2 separate regions of the Homo sapiens genome follow, and region 1 is linked to region 2. Evidence: chromatin contacts called from ENCODE Hi-C or POLR2A ChIA-PET data. All regions are on one chromosome and are shown on one strand. The core of a region is the stretch at or near the end of the contact, and the rest is flanking DNA. Distances in the headings are between cores, read along the strand shown.

Region 1 (3,801 bases), core at 1,258-3,757, 580 kb before region 2:
GAGGGATAAAGGCCTACCCCTCCAGTCCACACCTCTCCCACCCGATCCATGCCAGTGCTCCCCCACACATGCCCTTCGTTCCTGCCAGCCTGAACTGCAGGCTGCTTGGCTCCTCCAACCGCTGCACAGGCTCTTGCCGCTGCCTGGAATGCCCACTCCCTCGCTATCCCATTAACTCCTACACCAACCATCCTCTCCCTGGGGAGCCTCCCCTGTCCTCCCAGGCTCCTGAGGAGGCCGCTGCATGCGGTGGACAGAATGGACACACCTAGCCACCACCCTGACAGGCACGGCCGCTCTGCCTCAGGCTTTCCGAGCCTCAGATTTCCTAGTTGTACAATGGGAGGCAGGATTGCTCTGACCAGTAAACATGAAACAGTGTGTGCCTGGCATTAGTGATGCCAACCAGGGTCACCTTTCTCCCTGTTCCACCCTCCTACTCTGGACTTGAAGCTCCTTGAAGGCAGGGAGTATGGCTTCTGATTCAGAGGCCCCAGCAACTTACACAGACTTCAGCACAGACCAGATGCTCCCTGTATGGTGAACGAACCCCCATTTCACACCCAAGAAAACCCAACAAGTAGGGGAGATAGGGGGCCCACAATCCCTCCAAGCCACTTGGTCTCTCAAAGGGAACACATTGGCCCCACTTTTATTAATGACCAGGCCAGGGCAGACTGAAAAGGCTGATCTAGAACCAGACCTCACATCCCCAACTTACACAGCCAGGATCTCCTGCCCATTCCCAATATCTGAGGCCCTGCTCAGACTCACAGCCAAAGCCTAACTCTGCCTGTGCCCAGTGCTCCCCCACACATGCCCTGGAGTCTCTTCTGGGGCCACCCTACTCTGAACCTTTTCAGGGGGCGCAAGACTGCCCAACTTCTGTCTGTAGAGCAAGCACCTCCCGGACCCCCGTGGAGCTGTCCTCGACAACAAAAGGGGCTCACAAACCCCGCCATTCCGCACCTGCAGAGGGGCCATAGGACAGCCCACATTTGCCTTGCCTGCCAGTTAGTGGGAAACCGGCCTTCCCGTTTCACCCTCCTGCTCAGCTCCCAGGGTTCACTACAGAGGTGAGTTATTCATTGACAGTGCAGTGGTGCCCGCTGCCCGCCCTGTTTTCTGTGTGTTGAGGAGGGGTGGGGAGATCCACCATTTACCAGGCACCTGCGATGACCCAAGGCGCTCATCGATCACCCACTTAATATGTCTGTGTGTGGAGAGGAGGGTCCCCCCCACCCGCCCGGGGGTCAGGAGGCTCGAGGTCCGCCTTTGTCAGTCCCACCGGGAGCAGCCAGAAAGGGCTGTTACTACTGAGGGGAAGCCCCGACCTCCCCACTCGGCTCGTCCTTGACCCTCCCCAACCCCCAGACCCCGAGGCGAGGACCCCATCACTGGCCCTGGGAGGGCGGGGAAGGGGCCGGCCGGTCCCCGGCGGCGACGGCGAGGAGGGGGCGCGGAGGAGCAGCTCCACCTCCTCAGTCTCCCAATCGCGTTCCAGGCGGAGTCGCCAGAGTTTCCCTTCGCGCGGAGAAGTGTGGTCCCAACTCTCAAAACCAAAGCCGCCCACCACTCACCCAGGCCGCCCCTGCCCGGCGGGATCGGGGCCCCGGCCCGTTCCACCTCGGGAGCCCCGTTCCTCGCCGCCCTGGCCCCGAGCCCCGCACTCACCACCCGGCCGGGCCCCGCGGGATGTGCGCGCCGAGGCGGGCGTCGGCCGCTCCGGGCTCGGGCTCCGCGCGCAGCGGCCTCTCCCCGGGTCTGGCGGAGCCGCAGCTGTTACCCGGAGACCGAGGGGCGGAAAACTGCGCCCGCTGCCCGCCCCTCCCGCGCGGCGCTGCCACCGCCGGGAACAAAGGAGACAAAGCCGCGTCGGCCGGGCTCGTCTCCGCTCCTTCCCCCTCGCCTGCCGGGCTGCCCTCCCCCCGCCCGCCGCCCGGGCCAGGCCGGAAGCAGCCCGGAGAGCCGGGCGCGCGGCCCCGAACCGCCCGGGACCCCGCATTCCAGCCCCGCGGGCTCCGCATCGGCCGAGGGCTGGGGACCCGACCCCTCCCGCACGGGGGAGGGCGGGGGCGGGCTGCACCGCGGCGGTCGCCATGGCAACGCGGGTCGCCCGGAGGGGTGAGGAGTGAACCCCGGGAGCCAGAGCCGCCCCGCCCCGTCGGCCTCACCTGCTCGCCTCCTTGGAACCGGAACTGGGAACTTTCCTGGTTGCCAGGAGCCGAGGCGGGGGGTCGCGCTCCGCACCCGCAGGTGCTGGTGGAACAGCGTCCCGGCCTCTTCCCGCCCGTCCAGAGCCGGGTAGCACCCGAGTCCCTCACCAGCCCGACCCGTTCTTCTGCCAGCGCCCGGCCTCGCCCCGCGCCCGGAGCTCCCTTTCCCTTCCTTACCCGGCTCCGGTGGTCATCCTCCCCAACTTTCTTTACCTGAACTCCAAGGCGCCTTGTTTCTCCCCTGCGCACCTGGCCCTGCCCACCGCCCCTGCTCACCGCCCCTGCTCCCACTACTCCCCAACAGCCAATCCCTCCTTCCGGCCCCCACCTCTGGCTGTTTGAGAAGAGCATGGGCTTTGGACCTGGGCTTGCGCCATCAACTAAACCATGTAACCTGACACCAACCCCCCCCAGCCTATTTGCTCACCAGTAAGTGGGGGTGATCCCACCTCTAGCGGGGCTGTGAAGGCAGGGAACCTGGGCTGCAGAGGCGCACAAGCAAGGGCTCACTTCCTTCCTTTCTTCCCAGCCCAGGACCCAGACCTGGACCCACCCCAAGCTGAGAAGCGTTGGGCAAGTCTGGGCTCCCTCACTGGCAAACACCTGGGCCTTCTGCGGGAGGAAACGCTGGCAGAAAGGTTCTCTCCTGGGGACCATTTGTACCCTGTGCAGGGCCCTTCACACCCTGGCATGCCCACGGCTAACTCAGGACCAGAACCTGGCCCATCCTATTAGGACTTTTGGAGGACTTTGGCTCAAAGCCATTGGCACAGCTTCCTGGGAGGCAAAAACGTCACAGGCATCATCTGAAAGCCTCCAAGGCCTCCACAGGCTAGGGGAGCCTCAATCAGGAGGTTCAGGTCATCCACACTGGCTACTGCCCTAGAGCTAGAGACACCCTCTTCCCACCTCCCACCAGCTATCAAGGGTCTCCTGTCAGGTCACCCCTTTTCCTCCACTCCCACTTCCAGCACCTGAGTCCAGGTGCTTAGCACCTTGTCTGCACCAGCATAGCAATCCCTCCCTGGATCCCTCACCCTTAGCCTCTGACCTCAGACTGCCAACCTGGCACCCCGGGCCTGTGACATCATTCTGCACAACTCCCCCACACCCATCACCACCCCAGCCAGGACAGTCTGCCCCAGTCCCTCACCCACTTTGGCTTTCCTGCCTATGTAGCTTGTAGCAGCCCCCTCCACATGCACAGAATCCCTCCCTCCCCAAATCCATTCATCCAAGCACACACTTCAGGACCTATCTCACCCCAGAGGAAACTGGGACTTCCAAACCCCACAACCCCTTTCATCTGTACACAGATACGCTACCTCCTGCCCTACAAGGAATGTGAACACTCTAAGCACAGGGGTCTTTCCATCCCATGCCATTCTGGGGAGCCATTACTCGCCAAGGATAGATTGACTGAGGGACCAGGTGCTGAGAACCTGGGGTGGGGGGCATTTGGGCCATGCTCACTGCCCAAGACTGAACACAGGCTCCAAGAAGAAAGTATGCCTTATGGGAAACACTCCTGACTCCACAGGCTCTGAGAGCTCTGCACAGGCACCAGTGAACGAGTCCCCACCTG
Region 2 (3,914 bases), core at 1,382-3,881:
TAGGGGCAAAGCTTGTGGCAGGCCTAGGGTCCACCTTGGCCAGCTCCTTCAGATCACCACCTTGCCTGGGGCTGCCCAGCCAAATGCCTGCTGCCCACCAGGGTGCTGCGCCTCACTCGCCTGTCGCCTGAGATCGTGGAGCTCAGCGAGCCGCTGCAGGTTGTTCGATATGGTGAGGGGGGCCACTACCATGCCCACGTGGACAGTGGGCCTGTGTACCCAGAGACCATCTGCTCCCATACCAAGCTGGTAGCCAACGAGTCTGTACCCTTCGAGACCTCCTGCCGGCAAGTATCTCCCAACTGGGGGCTGCCTTCAATCCTCAGACCAGGAACACCCATGACACAGGCACAGCCCTGCACTGTGGGCGTGCCCCTTGGCATGGGGCCAGGAGATCACTGGGTTATCCCGGTTAGTGATGCCCTCACCTCTCCCCACAAGTTGTTTACCCAATGGCTGGAAAGGGGTGGCTACTGGTCATCGTGACCACTGGAGTCAACACAGACTGATGTACCCACAGACACCAAAACTTGCCCCCTGAGTTCTGAAGCAAGGGGCAAGGCTGGGCCCCTAGCTTGTCCTGCCCATTCCTCCAGGTGTTGATCTTGATTCCACTTAGAGAAGCTGAAGCTGTGCCTCCCTCCCCTGTCAAGCCAGTTCTTTCCTCTTCAGGTGGCTGTTCTGGCCCAGCCCCTTCCCATCCCCAAGGAGCCCTTCAGCGCGCCCTGTTGCTTCTGCTAGCCTACCTTTCCCTGCCAGGCCCTTGCTCAGGGCCATGGCATTTAACTAAGTGCACCTGTGATCTTGGCCAAAAAACCATTGCAACTCACAGTAAGAGACTGGGTTTCGGGGAAGGAGGGGCTAGGGACATTTTGGCACTGGCCTGCCCTATTGTCTCCCATCCTAGTCTGTCCTGGTCCCTGGCAACAGGAACCTGGGCAGCTTATCCTGCCCACAGGTAAGCCCCTGGGAGCATCCACAACTGGGGACCTGCTCAGTGCCCCCCCTGCCTTACAGCTACATGACAGTGCTGTTTTATTTGAACAACGTCACTGGTGGGGGCGAGACTGTTTTCCCTGTAGCAGATAACAGAACCTACGATGAAATGGTAAGGGTCAACTGGGCTATTACTCTTGTGGGCTGGCAGGGGCTTAGACAAGTGAAGTACACACCTCTCCAGGTCTAAGGATGTGGGCCCAAATTATTCCTTGGGCATATCTGGTTGGTTTCCCTTTGGTCACCCTTGGCTGGCCTGGCCATAGAGTGGGGACAGGTTGAACACCCCACCACCCTGCTGCCCACAGAGTCTGATTCAGGATGACGTGGACCTCCGTGACACACGGAGGCACTGTGACAAGGGAAACCTGCGTGTCAAGCCCCAACAGGGCACAGCAGTCTTCTGGTACAACTACCTGCCTGATGGGCAAGGTGAGGGCCTATGGCCAGGCCTGGGGGGGGTGCCCTGAGTACAGCTTCCCTTTACCCAGCCCCCGTCTGCCACAATGGAGGGCTGTTTCTGGCTGCTTTCCAAATAGTTTTCTGCTCCTGGTGCCTCCCAAAGGCCATCCTTAGTGACTTTAGCAGACTGCCCCAGGACCTGTACTGCTTATTGGGTTATATCCATCCCTATCATTCCCTGATGCCCCAGCCTTCCTACTCCCTGGGGCTTGGGACACATGTCCCTTGCTAACCCAGGATGGGAAGGGATATGGACAGGCCCAACAGCAAGAAAGCTGGTTTCAGAGGGCCAGTAGTGTTGACTATACATTAGTGGGCTGAGATGAGGAGCCTCCAAGGAAGCTTTAGGTCTGGGTGTTTGCTACACAAGGAATGCATAGCTGGACCCACCTTGGTCATGCTCTTGGTGCCTATGAGGCCAAGCTCTGGCCAGCCCAGCCTAGGATCTCACGTCACCCTCCTCTTCTAGGTTGGGTGGGTGACGTAGACGACTACTCGCTGCACGGGGGCTGCCTGGTCACGCGCGGCACCAAGTGGATTGCCAACAACTGGATTAATGTGGACCCCAGCCGAGCGCGGCAAGCGCTGTTCCAACAGGAGATGGCCCGCCTTGCCCGAGAAGGGGGCACCGACTCACAGCCCGAGTGGGCTCTGGACCGGGCCTACCGCGATGCGCGCGTGGAACTCTGAGGGAAGAGTTAGCCCCGGTTCCCAGCCGCGGGTCGCCAGTTGCCCAAGATCAGGGGTCCGGCTGTCCTTCTGTCCTGCTGCAGACTAAAGGTCTGGCCAATGTCTTGCCCCACCCCGCCAGCCGCGATACGGCGCAGTTCCTATATTCATGTTATTTATTGTGTACTGACTCCATCTGCCCCGTCAAATAAAAAACCACAAGGTTCGAGCCGCCGGGCCCGACAAACTCCGGGTCGGCGAAACAGAGTCCGCGATAGGTGCAGCGGGCTGGCAGCTGGGAGCGCCCCGCAAGCGTCACGTGAGGGGGCGAGGGGCGGGATGCCCCTCCGCGGGCCCCGCCAATGATGAGCTGGATTGCGTGGGACGAAGGGTCGTCATTGGACAACCGCCGCGGGCGCCCTGGTCTCTGCTACCTGTAGCTGAGGGCGCTGTTGATGGGCAGCGCGGCGCGCTGGGAAGGCTCGTTCTCGCGAGAGTTCAGCTCCCTTCTTAGCCGTGGCTGCCTCAGCACCTCGAGGATCGACATGGACGCTCTCGAGGACTACGTTTGGCCGCGGGCAACCTCGGAGCTTATACTCCTCCCAGTGACGGGTCTGGAGTGCGTGGGGGACCGGCTGTTGGCGGGTGAGGCTTGGCTTGAGGCACGCCTGGTGGAAAGGGGGAAAGAAACAGCGCCTCCCAGGGGCGGTGCCACAGGGACAAAAGGGGTGCCCTGAGGAGAAGGACGGGCAGCAGGTTGAGGCCGATCGGAGGTGGGAAGGGAGCCCCGGAGATGGCGGGGACGAGGGCCAACCTGAAGAGGGCGGGGCCCGAGAGACAAAGCTGATGTGGCCGCCGCGGCGCTTCATAAACTTCAGCCCGCGTGGAAAGGGCGGGTGGAACCGCGGGAGGGTGCAGGGGAACGCGGCCGCGCGGAGGCGGAGGCGGAGGCCCGGGAGCTGAGGGTTGAGGGGGTGTGCTCCCTTCTAGGAGATGGGCGGGGGCTTGGCCTCTCCGAAGGAGACGGGGCCGAGCTGGGGGGGGCGGAGGGAGGAGGAGGAGGAGGAGGCGGAGGCGGCCCCGGCCCCTCAGGGGGTGTGGCCTCTTGGGGAAGGCGGGGCCGGGAGAGGGCAAGGGTGTGGCCTCTCGAGGGCGGGATGAGTCTCTTCCCCCTAAGGTGGGGGTGAAGATCCTCTGAGGAGGGTGGCGTCGCGGAAAACGGCGGATAAGACCTTTCCGAGTAGGGGGCGGTGCCCGGGGAAGCAGGGGCTGAGACCCCCTCCTGAGATGGTTGAGGTCCAGGAAATCAGGTGTGGAGGTCCCTCCAAGGAGAACCGGGTCGCAAAGGACAGGCGAGGCCTGGGACCTGAGGTGTCAGAGTCCAGGCTGGTCTCGAACAGTCATTACATGAAGCCACTAATGACCCATGTTGGTGCTGCTGAGTTGTATAAGGGTCCTGAGGCAGGGCCTTGGCGGTCAGGCCTTGAGTGAGTTGCCACCAGTCCTAAGAGGGTGTGTGTATGGGGTGGGGATGATCCAGTTTTGATCTGGTGTGGGGGTTCTTGGAGCGCGGAGTTCCTACCGCGAGCTAAACTCCTAAGGCTCCTTGAGGGGGAACAACGAAGCAGAAACTCAAAGAACCACAAGAGTGAACTAGGAAAAGGGGTGAGTTCCTGGCAAGAGGGTAAGCATGCCAAAGGCCTTGAGGCTGGAAGAATCTGTCATTTTGGGGGAAGGAGGGAATTCTTGTGAAGTTAGAGCAGGAATGGAGTCTGGGAGGAAAGGAA

The links. A loop is a pair of places that touch in the nucleus more often than their neighbours do. ChIA-PET counts read pairs that join two places held with the same protein, here RNA polymerase II (POLR2A). Pooled maps may share reads with other maps.
Region 1: a pooled map shows a loop between it and region 2 (3-fold over the local background). The contact joins the promoter of PLXNB1 here to the promoter of WDR6 in region 2. A Hi-C loop is called at or near these places in 1 of 50 pooled maps. POLR2A ChIA-PET finds 5 or more read pairs at or near these places in 2 of 52 experiments (WTC11 and activated T-cell).

What each region holds. Positions count from the first base shown.
Region 1 is chr3:48,427,579-48,431,379 of GRCh38, forward strand. PLXNB1 (plexin B1) reads right to left here and starts at 2,508. Exons shown (of 38, transcript NM_001130082.3): 1 at 2,430-2,508. RefSeq lists silencers at 1,462-1,541, 1,622-2,221 and an enhancer at 2,462-3,455.
Region 2 is chr3:49,004,760-49,008,673 of GRCh38, forward strand. It overlaps WDR6 (WD repeat domain 6), which reads left to right and starts at 2,632. Exons shown (of 6, transcript NM_018031.6): 1 at 2,632-2,772. The coding sequence starts at 2,673. It overlaps P4HTM (prolyl 4-hydroxylase, transmembrane), which reads left to right. Exons shown (of 9, transcript NM_177939.3): 6 at 102-287; 7 at 1,018-1,108; 8 at 1,305-1,428; 9 at 1,928-2,394. The coding sequence ends at 2,148. RefSeq lists an enhancer at 1,410-2,398 and silencers at 2,537-2,586, 3,127-3,306.